2 separate regions of the Mus musculus genome follow, and region 1 is linked to region 2. A link is a loop called in an ENCODE intact Hi-C map of the cell type or tissue named here. Cell type or tissue: left cerebral cortex. All regions are shown on one strand. Links, peaks and the distances in the headings refer to the core of each region. The heading gives the core; the rest is flanking DNA.

Region 1 (9,598 bases), core at 721-8,720, 260 kb before region 2:
GAGTTAAGACACTTACAGATCCAGATTGTCTAACAAACTCTGGCAAACTGAATTCAAGTATCCAGTTTCTATTGCGTTGTGAGATACATCAAATACAAAGAGGTACACTGGAGGTTGTGGTGGTCGTAACTAGAAGGAAAAAGAGTTCAATTAAATATATCCAACAGTATTAAATTTGTATTTACATGATGGGGTCACATACAACAAAATTACTACATACAGATTATAAAGTGGAGGCAGCAGATGGAAGCACTTCCCTGAACACAGATGCACTTCCCACTTACACAGGGGCTCAGTAAGACCTAAGCTAACCTATGAAAGCAGCCTTTAGAACACACCTACATACCTCTGGAAACACAAACTGCTCATCTGAAGATACTATCCGTTTCAAACTGAAAGACAAGTGTCTGGCATAGCTCAGAAGAGACTTCTCTAGGCAGGAAAGAACACATGCTATCACGGGCTGCTGGCAGTGTTGGCAATGCTCTAATGTGCAGGGTGTTTTGTTGTGTACCATGTGCACACAACCTGGAAGGCAGAAGGGGATGCTGGAGTCCCTAGAACTGGAGTTACAAGATGGTCGTCAGCTCTCATGTGGGTGCTGAGAATCAAATCTAGATCCTCTGGAAGTCGACCAGTGCTTTTAACCCCCGAGCTAGCTCTGTAGCAACTGATGTTACAGCCTTGATCCAGATAGTACTAACACAACTGGTTTACTTCATAATTATTTGATAACATATACATTTATGTATGGTTTGTCTACTAAGCATATTTCTTCTTTTTCGCTTCTTCTCCTCCTCCTCTACTTTAATGCGTTTCTCTTTTTTTTTGGTTTTTCGAGTCAGGGTTTCTCTGTGTAGCCCTGGCTGTCCTGGAACTCAATTTGTAGACCAGGCTGGCCTCGAACTCAGAAATCCACCTGCCTCTGCCTCCCGAGTGCTGGGATTAAAGTTGTGTAGTTGTGTAACACCACACCCAGCAGATGCTTGGGTTCTTTAACTTTAATTTGACAGAGAACTATTACTAATAACTTCAGTGACTCAATTAAAAAGATTGACCCCTTATAAATTACATAGTAAAAGAGACTAAATCTCACATACAGGTTAAAACAAAACAAAACAACTATCTATACCTATACCTATACATACACATACACACACATATATATATCTCACTTGAAGTGCTGCCAGAGAAGTGTGAGGATCCAAATTTAATCTCCAGAACCCATGTGAAAAGTCTGGGTTGGGCATGAGTTTGTAGCCAGGGCTAAGGAAGCAGAGAAAGGAGGAACCCTTGGGCTCTCTAAGCAGTGAGCCTAGCCTAATCAGTGACTCCCAGGTCAATGAGAGATCCTGTCTCAAAAAAACCAAGGTGGGTGGCTTAGTGATACATGCATTAAATCCTAGCTTCTTTCAGGAGGCAGAGGCAAGTAGATCTCTATGAGTTCAAGGCCAGTCTGGTCTCAAGTGTTCCAGGACAGGTCAGAACTACATAGTGAGACCTTATTCAAACAAAAAGCTACTAATATGATGGATAGCACCCGAGGCATGATACAGGGGCTGAAATGATACAGGGGTTTACATGCGCACACACACACACACACACACAGAAGAAGACATGATACAGGGGCTGATCTTTGGCTTACATGCACACACACGTGCGCGCGCGCTCGCGCACACACACACACACACAGAAGAAGAAAGAAATATGCTCATTAGACAAGTCAAGCTGGTGTTACGTGTTAGCATCATTTTCATATTCCTTTTTGCTTAAATGCAATTAAGGCTCAGTAAAAGAGTATCTAACTCAAGAGACCTGGGCTTTTTTTTTTTTTAACTTTATGTATATTTGTGAGTGTCTGCATGTACATACATGCACTGCTTGTATGTAGTGCACAAAGAAGCCAGAATAGGGCCTCAGATCCCCTGAAACCACAGTTATAGGACATTGTGAGCTGCCACATGAGTGCTGGGAACTGAACTTAGGTCTTCTGCAAGAGCAGTCAGAGCTCTTAACCCTACCCTCTTTGTTAATGACTTCTTTATTTTTATTTTATGTATATTAGTGTTTTGCCTGCATGTGTGAATGTATAAGGGTGTCAGACCCCCAGGAAATAGAGTTACAGGGAGTTGTGAGCTGCCTTGTGGACGCTGGAATTGAACCTGCATCCTCTGGAAGAGCAGCCAGTGCTCTTGAACTCCTGAGTCATCCTTCCAGCCCCAAAGCTCTTAACCCCTAACATATCTTCAGCCCATTTTTTGTTTGTTTTTGAAGACGATTTTATACAGTCCACACTGGCCTAACTACAGTGTAATTCAGGCTTGAACTAATCCTCCTGCCTCTACCTCCTGAATGCTGAGATTACATAGCATTATTTATAAAACACAGAAGTCTGATTTAACTGAGATATAAATATGATCCCAATATCATGCTGCAAGTTTCTTGCTATAGATGAGACACTGAAGTAGACCTTCCCATGCAACTTTACGCTCTGAACACTGTAACCTAACTGCACGTGTGTGTGTGCATGACATATGTGTATGCTGTGTGCGTGTGCCGGTACCAGGACCAGGTGCTCCCAATGCAGCTTTGTGTGGGTTCTGGGAAGGGGCTCAGGTCATCAGGCTTGCATAGCAAGCACTTCTACTTTGTGAACAAATACTTTCTCAGCTAAGAAAGAGAACTTTGTTAAAAGATATTATATAATTTTAAATCGCAGTGTGATGGCTTGGGGTATGGCTTGCAATAGTAATCATATTACTTGGAAGTCTAAAACAGATTTATAGGAACTTTGAAGCTAGCCTTAGCTAACCAGCAACTACCAGAAAAACCACAGCTACATAGTACATCAAAAACAAACAAACAAACAAAACAACCAACACACCCTGCTCTAGAAAGAAAAAAAAAGGGAGCTTACCATGTATTCTGAAGGAGCCATAAACTCAATAGTAGCATTCTGGACTTCAGGTCTTTTGTGAGGTTCTCCATAAACTCTGGTTAAAGGGTTGTACATGAATTCTTCAGGAACTGGTGCAAAACAAAAAATGATTAAAAAAAGGATTAATTCAATAACTTACATTTTGATTTTTATTAATTTAGGTGTTGTAATTAATTTAAACCTGGTTAAAAATAAAGGAACAAATTGAATTTTTAAAAGGGTTCTATTTAAACTCCTCCTATAATATACGGCAGCAAGAGGCTTTGCAGACAACTGCAATCACTGTGACGTTCCCAGCACCCAGTGTCCTGGCTAAATCCTTACGGCTCATTTCCAAATAAGCTTGAAAAGATGATTAAAAACTCAACAAATGCCAGTTGTTTTTCAGAAATCTCCCAACTGTACAGAAGTTGACCTTTGACCCAGAAGGCTGCTCCCAGACAGTCAAGGTGCAACTGTTTCAAGGTAAAGCCATGAGGGATCAGCAACAAGCTTTATTAGCACCAATTGCTTTTGTACAACACCAAGTGCCTCAGTGAATTGAACCTGTAATTCACTATGCTCAGAGTATATTAGGGATTAGCTGTCATTGAACCTAGTTTCCCAGTAATTGTTTAAAGATTAAAATCCTTAGGCTGGGGGAGTCAAAAAATTCCAAACAAACAAATCCATGAGGTGGTGCATGCCTGTAATTGCACCACGTCAAAGACTGGGCCAGGGGATCACCACCAAGTTAGATGCCAGACTAAGCTAGAGAGCAACAAATACCAGGCCAACCTGGAGTACAGTGGTAGTCTTTGTCTCAAAGATCAAACAAAGGTCCAGCAAATGGCTCAACAGGTAAGTGTACTTCCTGTCATGCTTAACCTGTGTTTGATCCCTGGCACCCACACTGGATGGAGAGAACTGATTCCTACCAAGTTGTCCTCTTACCTCCATGTGCATATTGTGGCATACATGCCCTACCTCACAACACACACACACACACACACACACACACGCGCGCACACACACGATAAAGAAAATAGCAAACCACAACCACCACAACCAACCTAAAATGGTTATGTACTCAAAGGCTGAAACTATAGTTCATTCAGTAGCTCCACAGGATATGCAGGAGGCTACAACCTTTATCACAACTCCACTTGTGCATTGCAGCACATACACTTCAGATTTTAAAGGGGAACTTAACACGACTTTTTTTTCCTGATTTTTTCCAGAAAGACATTTAAAAATTTCCCTTCTCTCTGCCTTTTTGAGTCAAGGTCTTATGGAGGCAGCCCAGGTTGGCTTTGAATTCTCTGTAAAATACTCAGGAAGACCTTCTGTCTCTGCCTCCCAAGTGCTAAGAATTCAAACAGAGAGCTGTTGGTTATATGATATCTTAAAATATAAATTATAAAGTAGTTACTGAGAGAGAGCACCTCTTCAGTTACTGATCACACTGTATTCAACTAATCGAGTACCGTCCTAGTCTGTTCAACAGCAGTGAGTGACAAAAAGCAGCCATTACTCTATACCTATTTTCTTTTATCCTAGGAGGAAAAAAAAATCACACAAAATAATTTCAAAATAAAAGTATTTCTGGTCGGGCGTGGTGGCGCACGCCTTTAATCCCAGCACTCGGGAGGCAGAGGCAGGTGGATCTCTGAGTTCGAGGCCAGCCTGGTCTACAAAGTGAGTTCCAGGACAACCAGGGCTATACAGAGAAACCCTGTCTCGAAAAACAAAAAAAAAAAAAAAAAAAAAAATTTCTGGCTGGAGATAGTTCAGCTGGCAGAGTGCTGTCCTAACACGGAGGAAGTCCTGGGCTCAACCTCCAGCATCTCATAAACTAGGACCAGCAGCATACACCTAGAACACCAGCACTCAGTAGGTAGAAGAAAGAGGTCCCAGAAGTTCAGGGCATCCTTAAGTGCACTTGAGACTAGCTCAAAATAAAACAAAACAAAAATCTTTTTTTGTTTGTTTGTTTTTTTTGTTTTTGTTTTTTCAAAACAGGGTTTCTCTGTATAGCCCTGACTGTCCTGGAACTCACTCTGTAGACCAGGCTGGCCTCGAACTCAGAAATCCGCCTGCCTCTGCCTCCCGAGTGCTGGGATTAAAGGCGTGCACCACCATACCCGGCCTCAAAACAAAAATCTTAAACCATACTGTGAACTATCCCATTTATATGTTCAATATAATAAATGTAAAAGATCATCTCGAAAATATAATTATCAATTCCTGCCCCCAAAGTATATATGTATTTCTAAGTATAAAGGTGTAAAAAAAAAGTTAGTGTTATCTATCTGACCTAAATACCTGGTTATCTGTATACCAAATAAATAAAAGGGCTTTTTTTTTTTTTTTTAAATAGGCTTTCATCATTACTATCAGACTTGTTAGTGGCTACTAGGATTACAGGCTTTTTCAAGACAGGGTCTCTCTATGTAGACCAGGCCAGCCTCTCAGAGATCTACATGCCTCTACCTTATGAGTACATACATACATACATACATACATACATACATACACACACACACATATATATATATAGGCACCTAGATGGCTTTTTTTTTTAAGATTTATTTATTTATTTATTGTATGCTTTAAGTACACTGTAGCTGTCTTCAGACACTCCAGAAGAGGGTGCCAGATCTCATTACAGATGGTTGTGAGCCACCATGTGGTTGCTGGGATTTGAACTCCGGACCTTCGGAAGAGCAGTCAGTGCTCTTAACCGCTGAGCCATCTCTCCAGCCCCCCTAGATGGCTTTTTATTAGGTATTTTCTTTATTTACATTTCAAATGTTATCATCCTTCCTAGTTTTCCCTCCAAAAATCCTCTATCCCTTCCCCACTCCCCCTGCTCCCCAACCCTCAGTGCTGGGATTAAAAGTGTGTACCACCCAAACAAAAATATGGTTTTTTGCTTCAAATGTTAAACATTTTAAAGAATCGTACCATCATTGACTCGATAACATAAGTTACATTTCCACCTTCTTTGATCAAGGAAGTTGACGAAAGGGTTAATGTAAGTCCTGCATGAACGGCATCTCACAATTGTGCTGGAGGTGACCACGGGCAACTGCTGGAAAAAACAAACCAAAAAAATGGAGCTAAGGAGTTAATCCATCTCTTCCTTTACCTTCGGAGTAAATCCTAGTACAAAAAGTGTGGGCACTGAGGCTCACACATAGGGTCTCTATGCTAGAGCAAGATGCAGGAGGGCAGCAATAAGTCTGAGGCCAGCCTGGGCTACAGAGCAAGAACTAATTTCCCAACACCACAAGTGGGTAGTATCCACAAGAAAATGTATCTATTAGAAAACTACTCCTCTTTTCATTAAACATTCTCACTGCAGAATCAAGGGGGTACATGGTACAAGGCATTTTCAGGGACAGCACTCTCTTTTTATTATACAGGTCTCATCATGTTGCCCAGTCTAGTTCCCAACTCCTTAACTCACATAATCCTCCTGTCTCAGTTCCAAGGAAAGAAAGTACATTCTAAAACAATGAAAAATGAAACTCTTACAGAATTAAACTTTAAGAGGTCTACTTAACTAGCTGGGTGGTGGTGGCCCACACCTTTAATCCCAGTACTTGGGAGGAGGCAGAACTTTCTGTGCCTGGTAGGCAATGTGAATTTTAGGATAGCCAGGTCTACACTGAGAAATCCTGTCTGAAAAACCATTTTTAAAAAGTCTTCAAGGGTTATCATCTATATTAACAGTTCTGGGTCAGGGATCTGTCTCAGTAGATCAAAGCACTTTGCAGTAAAAGCCTGACAGCCTGTGTTTGATTCCCAAAGCCCATGTCAAAAACAGGATGGTGTGGCAGCATCTATTACCTCACCAATCCTATGGGCGGGGGGGGGGGGGGGGTAGGGGCGCTGTAAGAGGGAAACACAGGAGAATCACCAGGAAATTCTTAGGCCAGCTAGCCCAGAGTTCAGAGCATAGCAGAACCAAGAGTGACCCTGTCTCAGTAAGGTTGGAAGGTGGGAACTGACTCTCAAAAGCTGTTCTTACCTCCATCTGCATGCATTTGAACTCATATAGCTACAGCATACAAAAGGAAACAATAGAAAAATAAAAAATAGAGTTGGAGAGATGGCTCAGCGGTTAAGAACACTGACTGCTCTTCTGGAGGTCCTGAGTTCAATTCCCAGCACCTACAGGGTAGGTCACAACCATTTATATTGGGATTCGAAGTCCTCTTCTGGAGTGTCTAAAGACAGTGACAATGTACTCACATACCTAACAATAAATAAATCTTTAAAAGAAAATGAAAAGAAAAAATAAAAATTTCACTCTTCATATTAAAATACTTCAATAAGGGAAGCTGAGAACTGTTGCCCATACCTGTAATTCTAGCACTTTGAAGGCTGAGGCAGGAGGATTCTTAACAGTTCAAGGCCAGTCTGAGCTATATAACAAGCAGCAGGCCAGCCAGGGCTATTACATGGCAAAACAGCATCTTCAAGCAAATAAATGGAAGTCAATAAAGGAGTTCGGTAGTCTAACTCAGGTGTGCAGCACCGGTCTAGCATGCATGAGACCCTCATTATAATCCCCAATATCACAACTGAAACCAACCAATCAAACAATAAAGTCTGACCACACTAATACTCAAGGGCATGTGATCACATGTTTAGGTTCTGGAGATTTAGGACATAAGTGATCTTCATTTGTTTAGATTATGGAACAATTATTTTATTTTACTTTATTTTATTTTATTTATAAATGTGTGGGCAGCAACTTCTTAGAGCAGCTGACTTTACTCCAGGAGCAGCAGAGTCAGGAAGCTAGGAGAAACTATTTTAATGGTAATTTACAACTTAGATAAATACTCAAAATCCACCCATGTCGGTCAGTCCCAAGTGTTGGAATCGCAAGTGTGTACCTGCATCCATCTTTTCAGTTCTGCCTACGTACATAGCATCCCTTGGATTTCTCAGTAATATTTCACTTTCCTTGTTTTAACTTGTAATAAAAATGTTGATTAAATTAGAAATTAAAAAAGGAAAAGAACCCTGTCATATATCAGACTTTATATTCATTCTTACATTGTTGCAAAAATACTTCACCACTTAGATAATTTTCACATCTACTCTAAAGAAGCATACCACTGGGCTGGCTGTGGTGGCACACACCTTTCGTCTCATTAATCCCAGGACACGGGAGGCAGAGGCAGCTGGATGTCAGTGAGTTCCAGGCCAGCCTGGCCTACAAAGAAGGCTTCAAGACAGTCAGGGCTGTTACAGAGAAACCCTGTCTCAAAAAACAAAAACACACACACAAAGAAGCATACCACTAGGTCCTTGAAGGGGTGGAGCAGCAGCCCCAGAGGAAGCTTGGCTTTATTCAGTAAGGCCTGAGTCTGAGGGACACTCGTCAGCGTGCATCGGAACAACCTGTAAGACAGAACAGCGTATGTCAGCTGCCGCTGCGCTCACGGCTTCAGAAAAAAGATAAACCGTGCCTATCTCAATACTCTTGGGATTAGATCAGATTACAAATGAATATAGACCTTTTTTAAATGTTTTATTAAAATATTTAAATTGCCATGCGTGACCACACATAACTATGAATCCAGCATCTACCACAGTGAGACTAGGTCTCAAGAAACTAACCATAGGCTGGGCAGCAGTGCCTCACACCTTTAATCCCAGCACCCAGAGGCCAGAGGGCAGAGGGCAGAGGCCAGAGGCCAGAGGGCAGAGGGCAGAGGCCAGAGGCAGGCAGATCTCTTTGAGTTCCAGGGACGTTACACAGAGAAACCTCAAAAAACAAAGAAACAAAAAGAATAGGTTCATCCTGGTACAATAGCCTGGACTAATAATTAATCTTACCTTGATATTAGCAGGTGATGACTCAATCCTCAAACAAATACCTTTTACAATCAATTAATTACTTAACATATTTATTTTTTTTTAGATAGGTTTTGCTATGCTACCTAGACTGGTCTTGAACTTCTGGGTCAAGTGGTTCTCCTACAACTCTACCAAACAGCTAGGACTACAGAGGCACTTAGACCACCACACCAAGTCAAAGTTTGTTGAAGAGCAGTCTTACTAAAGCTTTTAAAAATATTATTTCAAAATTACAAGTTGTACAGTTTTTAAGTCTTTACAACATACATTTAAATTATTTATGGAATACAGTGTATAATGTCTTCAAATCTGGGAGACTAAGTCAAGGCAAATAAAGTCTGAAGCCAGACAGGGTGTTGGTGGTACATGTCTTTAATCCCTGCACTTGGGGGGCAGAGGCAGTCAGATCTCTGTGAGTTCGAGGCCAGCCGAGTCTACAGAGTTTCAGGACAGCAAGGCTACACACAGAACCCTCTCTCAAAACAAACAAACCTAATCCCTGTTTTCTGGAATATAACTACACTGATGATCATAAATATAAGTCTTATTAGAGCTAATAAAAGCAACAAGCAATTCAAGGGACATAAACCCACTCTCTTCCTCCCTCCCCCTTTTCTCTTTAAGTTCCAGTCAACAGAGAACACCAGGTCAGGCAAGGCAAGCTGCAACTCATATACAAGCTGCCATGCTATTGGCTGGCTTAGAGGTGACACAGGGTGAACAGGGAGTCTCATGGCTGGGAGAAAGCTTCAGAGAACAGTAAGGAAATGCAAAGTGTTAGGGAAGGGCGTTAAGAACACA
Region 2 (9,598 bases), core at 638-8,637:
TACGCTTAGCAGGGAGGGAATAAAAGAGTAAAGTTCTGAGGTGGGAAGGAAAATACAGGGTAATGAGCAAGCTAAGGGTTAACAGTCACTCTTCTGGGGCTGGAGAGATGGCTCAGTGGTCAAGAGCACTGACTGCTCTTCCAAAGGTCCTGAGTTCAAATCCCAGCAGCCACATGGTGGCTCACAACCATCCATAATGAGATCTGACGTCCTCTTCTGCCTGGAGTGTGTGATGACAGCTACAGTGTACTTACATATAATAAATAAATAAACCTTAAAAAGGAAAAAAAATAATTCCTAAGTTTAAAAAATAAAATAAAATAAAAACCTCACTCTCATATGTAGATCCTATCTTAAATACATGAGACATGGGATCAGAAGTGGACTATGACAGGGGTGGGGATTAGAGACACACAGGGATTGGACAGATGGACAGAGGGAAAGCAGGATAGACAGAGAAGTAGTGAGAATCAGATATGAACAAGGTTCAGTGATGTAGTATGACATTCCCCAGAGATGAGTGGAGCAGTAGGCAAAAAGACTCACAAAGATGGACAACATTAACATTTTTTTTTTGCTCTTCTCAAATCAGTACAGCTCTGTCAGCCTCCCTAGACACATGAACCCACAGTTACTGCACCTCTTTCTTGAATGGAACGACACAGGTACAGGGTCTTTGCCTGGCAGTTCCTGGAGGTCCCTATGGTTTTCTAAGCAATCACTTTACTTCTCCCCAAGATACTACATGGGCACAAGTAAGTCTCACTTGTGAGAATGTGGACATATGACAAGAAAACAGGTTGTGAATAGGCATGGTGGAACATGCCTGGATCTGCAGCATTTGGGAAGAGACAGTCTTCTGTGGATCAGCCTGAGCAAAAAGAGACCTCTGCCCTCCAAAAAGGCAAGCTGTGGATTAGATCTCATATGTCAACTAATTAAAGTGTGGAGCAAGCTGGGTGTGGTGGTGCACGCCTTTGATCCCAGCACTTGGGAGGCAGAGGCAGGCGGATTTCTGAGTTCAAGGCCAGCCTGGTCTACAAAGTGAGTTCCAGGATAGCCAGGGCTACACAGAGAAACCCTGCCTCAAAAACAAAACAAGAAAATATAAAGTGTGGAGCAGTCAGGGTGTTGTCGAAGTCATGCATTAATTACTTGGTGCTGGCAGGTGGTTCTAAATAACTGGTTATATCCCAAAGAATATCAAGTTGTGATGCATTTAATCTTACCTGAATGGAAGTTAAGATGGAAGAGACATCATATGTGGGACTCCATCGATTCTGCAGGATATCTAAACATATGCTACCATCAGCATACACTGCAAAACAACACAGTTAGTTACAAGCAACTCTCGTGCCACAGTGAGAGCTCTTCAGCACACACTAAACTCTGTTTCACAGGGAAGCTTGTCCTGAAAGGAACGTCCGCCTCACTACCCGTGGCATTTTTGGAAGGCTGAGGGAAATTTTTCTGAAGCCTGCCATACATTCGTTACCACATTTTGGGTCCAAGGTTGTAGCTCAGTGGTAGCGTGCCTGCTTCACATGTGCAGGCCTGGGCTCACTCCCCAGCACCCAAACCAAGATTACTCCACCTTTCTTAAGCCTCAAATAGAGATCCTGAAAAAGACCCACTTCTAGAGATGATTCTCAGATTATCATGAATATAGAGATTTACTTGTAGGACTTTCACAACGGCATAATCTATGAGGAAAAAAGAGCAAACTCCCTTATGGTCCAAAAGTCTGGTTAAACTATGGCACTCACGACTGGAGGTGCAGCTTGGTGGTAGAGCAATTAATTATACTCATGGACAAAGTCCTGGGTTCCCAGCATCACAAAAATAGTAAATAACAACACATTCAAGGAACATTATTTATAGCCATCAAAAATGCCACCTATCTCCTGTGTTTGCCACAAAATTAAGGAGTTTTTGATTCTATAGACAGGTTCTCACTATTATAGCCCTGGCTGAGCTGAAAATCACCATGTAGACCAGGCTGGACTTGAACTCACAGAGATTGGCCTGCCTCTACCTGAAAAAAAAATGCTTAAAAATTATCCAGTAGGTTCCATATTTTGATTTTTTTTTAAAAAATTATATAAATAAATACCTTCACTTTGACTAAATGAGGACACAGACATTTGTAAAATTAATGTCAAAATATTTACAGCTAAGACTGATAGCTGATATTTACCCTTATAATGAGCATCCGATCCCTGAATCGCCTAGCTACACACAAGTAGAAGAAAAAGAATGAATGAAGTCAACACTCAAACCCTTAGGCCAATGTTACAGACATTGCCGTTGAGTGTGGCTTCGTTCTTTTAGAAGTGTCGTGTAGTCCAGGCCTGCTGAGTCTAGCACAGCTCTGAGCTCTAACCCTCCCTCCTGCCTCTTTCTACCTCCCAGAGATTGTGTTGGGATTACAAGCATGTTCCACTTCTGGCAATCTTGCCAAACTGAAAAGCCTCAGAACCAGGATATTCTCCATGGAAAACAGGACCGAGGGAGAAAGAGCGTGTGTGTGAGTGCGAGTGCGGGTGTAAATCCTAGGGTCTCCACGCTCCATCCCTGTTAGACCCCTCTGGGCAATTTTGCCTACCCTCCTGGCCTCACTTCTCTGTGCTAACAGTTAGCCTCAGTTCAGACCTTCTGGCCTGAGAGCGTGAGTCAGCCACCTCTCATCTTTTCTATAGAAGGAAATGGCATACACGCCAGAAGAAAAAAAAAAGCATTTGATAATAATAAAATCTTGAACTAGTTTTGATTTTTTTAGATACCAAAAAGAAACTTGCATCTAAATGTCCATCAACTGATCCACAGGTAAACAGAATCCATCCAAATAGTAAAATATTATTCAAGCAGTAGAGACGGAGTACAGCTACAATTATCTCCACAGACAGACGTAGATATAGGTGAAAAGTCAGTCAGGGCAGTGTGCGCTAAGAACCCATTAAAACAAAGCGCCCAGACTATTTGTTGTGTCTCACAAGAGAAAAGGAAGGCAGCCACATTCATAGTTTTGCTGTGTCTGTGACTACACCCAAACTCTACTGAACTGTGTAATTTTAATGTGTTGTACTTTTGTAATATAGTGTAATTGTGTAATGCAGTGCTAGAGCACACCTTCAATCCCAGTACTCAGGAGGCAGATAGAGCTCTGAGTTCATGGCCAGCCCTGTCTACAAAGCAAGTTCCAGGACAGCCGGGGTTGCCTTGAAAAATCAACCAACAAACAGGAATTGGCAAGTAGAACGGTGCGTACGTTCTATATGTGAGTGTGTCAACCCGAGACTGGGCATGCAGCTCAGGTTGTGGAGTGCTTGCCTACTGTGTAAATGTCCAGTTTGATTCCTAGCACCACAGATTTTGGGCATGGTGGCACCTGCCCATAAGCCCCTGCAGCTGATCCTGAGCTCGGTCAGCCTTGGATCCATCAACCTGAAGGCCAGCCTGGCTATGAGATCCCATCATTTAGCTGTTTTACTCATTTGAGTGTGCACACATGTGCATGTGTGCTCTAGTAACACATGTGGAGATCAGAGGACAACCTGCAGGAATTGGTTCTATCATGAGCATCCTGGAGAGCGAACTCAGGCTGTCACACTTAGAGGGAAGTACCTTTTTACCTACTGAGACATTTTATTTTGTTTTGGGAGATAGGGTCTCAGTCCAGTCTGGCTTTTAAGTCTCTAAGAACAACCTTGAATTCCTGATTACCCACTTCCTGGCTTGAATGTGTGGTTTTTAAAAGCTAAGTTTCAGGTAAAATTTGTGTTCTTTAAGCAAATAAATGTTTATTACTTTTAATTCAGATGTTATTAAATTACTTTAATTCACACATGGAACCCTGTTAAGATTCTAGCAATGAAACTGTAGCTAACACAGGTGTGGAAACAGTATTTGAAGACTAGCCCTAACTGTAAGAATAAGCTGTACCCACGGGGAGGAACAAACCCTCCCAGCCCTCATCCCATCTCTGACACAGTCTAGGAGGCTGCTACTTACCATTTGGATGAAACATTTTGGATAAAAACCTAACGGTTGGTGGTTTATTTGGATATTCTTCAGAAAATTCTATTACTAGTTTAAAAGTACCTAAATAGAAAACAAACCAAAGTACAATAAAGACAAACATTACTTTTAAATGCCTTCATCAAATAATTCTTAATTCTATATCAAATTTTGCACAACCACACTCGTTAGCCCGAGAACTCTCATTTAGCATATAAAATATCTAAAATACTTCTGTTATAGACTATGAACAAGCAATGCTGTCAAAAGCTGAGGATAGGGGCTGGTGAGATGGCTCAGCAGGGGCTGGTGAGATGGCTCAGCAGGTAAGAGCACCCGACTGCTCTTCCGAAGGTCCTGAGTTCAAATCCCAGCAACCACATGGTGGCTTACAACCATCCGTAACAAGATCTGACTCCCTCTTCTGGTGTGTCTGAAGACAGCTACAGTGTACTTACATATAATAAATAAATAAATAAATCTTTAAAAAAAAAAAAAAAAAAAGCTGAGGATAAGCCCTTTCATGGGCTACTGGAAGAAATGTGGAAAGCGGCAACTGTCACATCTGATTAACTGATTGTATGATCTGTGCAGGCAGGTAGGCAGCACAGCTGGGATGTGTGGAGGTCAGCGGTCAGTTGTTCTGAAGTCAGTTCTTTCCTCCCACCTTCACCTGAGCTCTAGGACTCAAACTCAGGTTGTGAGGGTTGGTGTGGGCGAGCTCCTTCACCCTCTGAGCCATCTCAGCACTCCCAATTGTCAGATTTTTGAAAGGCAACTGGGCCCTAGCTACTAATATTTTAAAAATACACACTCAGCCGGGCGTGGTGGCGCACGCCTTTAATCCCAGCACTTGGGAGGCAGAGGCAGGTGGATTTTTGAGTTTGAGGCCAGCCTGGTCTACAGAGTGAGTTCCAAGACAGCCAGGGCTACACAGAGAAACCCTGTCTCGAAGAACCAAAAAAAAAACAAAACAAAAAACAAAACCAAAAAACAGCTGGACTATATTAAAAAAAAATAAGCAAACCTCCAACAGCTGGACTATACAGTTTCAAGTAAGCATGTGAGGTAGTTGAGCTGCTTGCTCTCAGGCCCACTCAGCAGTATCAGTACCACTATGGGTAAGAAGTGGATTCATGAAACCGAGCGGCACTGAGAACAGCGTGGACGTTGATTAACTCACCATGGCAACAGACACAAGATCGCCAAGAACCAGATAGCACCAAGCAGCAGCAAAGTTACAAAACAATGTTGTGGCCTGAATATTACCACTTTCTGATTTCCAAAACATTGGTTTTTTAAAAATAGCATTTAATTAAAATAATGGTTGCAAAAAATCTGAGATTCACATAGCTGAGATTTACTGGCACTCATGTTTCTGTACAGACTGCTTCCAATAACCTACTGGAACTTGTACCAGAAATCGTTAACTTGACAGCTGGGGACATAGCTCAGTTATAGAACACTTGCATAGCAGGCAGATAAAAAGCCTGGGGTGGGATGCATAGGAAATATTGTAACCCCAGCTAGTCAGGCAGCTAAGACAAGATGTCAAGTTCCAGGCCAACCTGGCAACTCTGCAGGACCTTGTCTCAAAATAAAGTAAATCGGGTTGGGAGCTCAGTGGAGAGCACTGGCCTGCACCCTGGGGTCATTCTCCAGCTGCCAAAACAGAGGCCCTGGGAAAACCCGCCAATTCATCAAGACGTAATCGAGCCTTATAACATTAACCTACCTAAATCATTTACTTTTTTTTTTTTTTTTTGGATTTTTGAGACAAGGTTTCTCTGTGTAGCCCTGGCTGTCCTTGAACTCAGAAATCCGCCTGCCTCTGCCTCCTAAGTGCTAGGATTAAAGACGTGTGCCACCACGCCCGGCTTAAATAATATACTTAAGAGAAATACTAAATAGCATACTTAAAGACTTGCTAGTGACAAGCACACTACTATTCTGCATTTGTACAGTTCTTCATGTTTGGTTTAAAGAGGACAGCTGGGTTCTCTTATCTACATGCAACCTGTTACAATATGTTTAGTTGACGTACAGTACATGAAGAAAATATGGCCTCACACAATATGTAACTGAAAAGGATTTTCATAGCCCTTTCAGATAACTAGACAGGTCTGATATTGTACAAGTTTGTTTGTTTGTGTTTTTTTTTTTTTTTGGTTTGTTGCAATGGAGCATGGGGGGGGGAATCCAAAAAACAAAAAACCATCTCTTTACTCAATTACAAGTTTAATGTAATTTAAAAATATATACAGAAATTAAAAAATGTAAAGTACAGCAGAATTAAACTGCTATACTTTAAAGTCTTGTCTTTTTTTTTTTTAAATCTACAGACAGACCCAAGGTCATGCCAGGCACACACTCCCAGTAACCCAGCTCCTGCTCTAGGCTCCAGCTGCACCCACTCTGCTGTGGAAGGCCTCTGAGGTCCTTCATAAAGCACAGTATTAAGGAGCATCCACATGTAAGGACGAGCAATTTCAACTACCACCAAGTCCTCTTAACATGCAAAGAACACAGTCACTGTTAGCACAGTGTGGGCCACAGTCCCGGCTCGTTCTTAGATGCTCAATTCCTTAGGTACAGATCTAGCTTAGTGAGGCTGCCTTTGTATCAGCAATGCAAAGGTCAACACAGTTAAAGATGACCACAGGGTCTCCTGTATGGCGGACTCAAGACATCTTGAAGAGTTTGGGAATGGACAACTGAGAAGTCCTGACATAGTTAAAGAAGTGTGCCACAATCATTCAGTAGCTCCTGGGATTCCTCATGCCTACTCACAAGTAAGTAAGTGACAGTGTGGTACGCATCCCTACACGGGCATACATGTTTAGTGAGAGAGAGAGGATAGTCCTAGCATTTGGAAGGCAGAGGCAGGAGGATTTGTGAGTCTAGACCTACAGAAGAGGCTACAGTGAGATCCATCTCAAATATACAGATGCTAGGTTATTCTACAGCATCTTTGTCTAAGACCTACAGCTAGACCGGCCTCCTTTTCTTCGACAGGTACTTAATATCCTAGCGTCCAAGAACGGCACCACTCACTTCTCAGGTTTTCAGGTGGTTCTCTCACAAATAGTTCATAGTAACTATTCTTTTTTTTTTTTTTTGGTTTTTCAAGACAGGGTTTCTCTGTGTAGCCCTGGCTGTCCTGGAACTCACTTTGCAGACCAGGCTGGCCTCGAACTCAGAAATCTGCCTGCCTCTGCCTCCCGAGTGCTGGGAAAAAAGGTGTGTGCCACCACGCCTGGCCACAGTAACTATTCTTGTCAAACATGCTGAACAGATGAATTCTGAAGTCATTCTGATAATTACAGCAAAGCTGTTTAATTTTTTTTTAATCCACTATAATTAAGGAAAATCTTTCAGTACCTGCTTAAAGTCAACTTAACAAACTTAATTGTGATTACAGATTAGAATCATTCTCCCATTTTCCTGGCTCCTGTTAGACCCAAATTGAGCTGCAAATGACTGCACAACGTTTCTGGGTGCTAAATGCTGAGTAGTGAAGCTACTGGTAACTCTGAATTCAGGACTCAGGGATGCCTGGCAGTGGAGTGCCTCCCTAGAACATACCAAGCTCTGGATTTATTCCCTAGTAATAGGGAGAAAAGAAATGGAAAATTTTACAACACCCTTATGAATGCAGACAAGAAAGCAAGGAAACAGTTACCCACTTGGTAGCAGTGCCCAGGGAGCACCTCTATTAGGCCGCCCAAACATCAACCATTTTGTAACACAGACCACTTAGACCTACAGCTGTATAGGTAACCCATGTCACACGGAAAACTGGTGAAAGGTGACCAAGGTGATGTGCAAAAAAAAAGATCCCCATGAGCTCTAAGTTTTCATTTGCTTGCTTAGTATGCCAAGAGCTTATTAAGAGTAGAGCCTGTCTTCAAATACTGTTAGAGTCTCTGACCAAAGGGCACCCTTTTAATATGTAGATAATAAGAATTACTTACCATCTTCAAAGGGTGTCCCTTCTGGTCTGAAAACAAAAAGATCTCTGATTAAAATTAGTTTTTTACTCTTCTTTCTCTGTCTTCAGGGAGGGAAGGATAACTTGGGAACTAGGAGGACGGCGCTCACCCTGCTCCTGAGAGCTGCATAAACTTTACCTGTCAGACTGCCACAGCCGTGGCTTGAACTCAGGCAGCACAAAGGACTTTCAATGCTCAAGTTCTTTTTGAAAGGAAATTTGTCTATGATTTTGTTGCAAAAGAATACTGTACAGCTGAGTGTGGCAGCGCACACCCAAATAAAGGCACATGCCTTATTCCCAGCACTGGAAGGAAAAGGCAGGTAGATATCTTGAGTTTGAGGCTAGCCTGGGCTACAGTGTGAGTTCCAGGACAGCCAGTGGCTACACAGAGAAACCCTGTTTTCAAAACCAAAACCAACCAACAAACAAAAACCCAAGAGTCTACAAGTGAACCTGGTACCACACACTTGTATTCCCAGAGACTCAGGAGGCAGAAGCAGAGGATGTCAGAGTTTGAGGACTGCCTAAGATACACAGCCTGACTAACTTGGCAAGGCCATCTCAAACTAAGATTTTAAAAAGGATGGTATAACACATACACAGGGGGAAAAAAAAGCGGGGGATGCGAGTCTCCCAGCCCGGGCTTGCCCAACCATGCAGCAATTGTCCTGCCTCAGACTTCTGAGTGCTAGGATTTATTAAGGATAAGTCAGTATACCTATTTTGATTTTCTTGAGATAAGGTCTTACTAAATAAATAGCCCAGGTTGGCTTCTACATTGTGATCCTTCTGCCTCAGCCTTCCAGGGGCTATGATTATAGATGACTGACCAGGACTTCAGGAATGTTAAGGCAAGCACTCCACCACTGAGCTAGCTACATTCTTAGTACCCCACTAGTTATCTACTAGTTAAGTGTAGATCCCCCACTAGTTATATCCTAGTTAAGTGTAGATCCTTGTAAGACAGCTTACTGATGAAGAATATTTGAAAAAACCTCTTACAGGAATTTGATTTCCAGTACCCATGTCAGGGAGCTTACAACTTCAGGACATCAGACATTGGCCTCTGGCTTCCAATGGGCACCTGCTCTCTTATACACGTATCCTTCAAACCCTAGTTTTTAATCAATTACCTGGGTTGACTGTAAAATCATACCATACCATAACTAGCTGTAGTGGTAAATTCCCATAATCCCATATATAGACAAACACACATAATCAAAAATTTTTTACATTTTAAATCAAAAAGGATGTGCAGGGCTAGCAAGACAGTTTAGCAAGTAGAACTACTCGCCATACTATCTCTTGAACACATGATGGAGGGAGAGAAATGACTACACAATTGTCATCTTACCTCTACACCAAGTGTTATGGGTTATAGATACCTACTCACAGTCAGTCAGCCAGCATGCAGGCGTGCACACTTGCGCACAAATGATAAACAAGAAATTAAAAAGGTATTATATGGTAGCCTATGCCTGTGTTCCCAGCACTGAGGATGTTGAAGGAAGAAGATCCCAAGTCTGAGAAATGCATGGAGATCTTTTTGTTGTTGTTTTTTTGTGAGACAGGACCTCAGTAGGCAGC

What was found. A loop is a pair of places that touch in the nucleus more often than their neighbours do. Peaks named below come from ENCODE experiments on the same cell type or tissue, not always from the same donor. Only the 100,000 strongest peaks of a DNase experiment are listed, where the experiment ranks them.
Region 1: it touches region 2 in a loop (2.5-fold over the local background); 3 of 42 quality-filtered maps call a loop at or near these places.

The regions. Positions count from the first base shown.
Region 1 is chr11:51,723,568-51,733,165 of GRCm38, forward strand. It overlaps Sec24a (Sec24 related gene family, member A (S. cerevisiae)), which reads right to left. Exons shown (of 23, transcript NM_175255.3): 7 at 8,236-8,338; 8 at 5,885-6,011; 9 at 2,918-3,027; 10 at 17-129. Among named protein-coding and RNA genes, the nearest start is that of Sec24a, 28 kb to the right of the region's middle. In left cerebral cortex, for the core only: a CTCF peak has its summit at 5,630; no DNase peak of the experiment used is centred there.
Region 2 is chr11:51,987,383-51,996,980 of GRCm38, forward strand. It overlaps Ube2b (ubiquitin-conjugating enzyme E2B), which reads right to left. Exons shown (of 6, transcript NM_009458.5): 3 at 7,992-8,017; 4 at 4,012-4,101; 5 at 1,230-1,318. Among named protein-coding and RNA genes, the nearest start is that of Ube2b, 8.3 kb to the right of the region's middle. In left cerebral cortex, for the core only: no CTCF peak of the experiment used is centred there; a DNase peak (open chromatin) is centred at 5,195.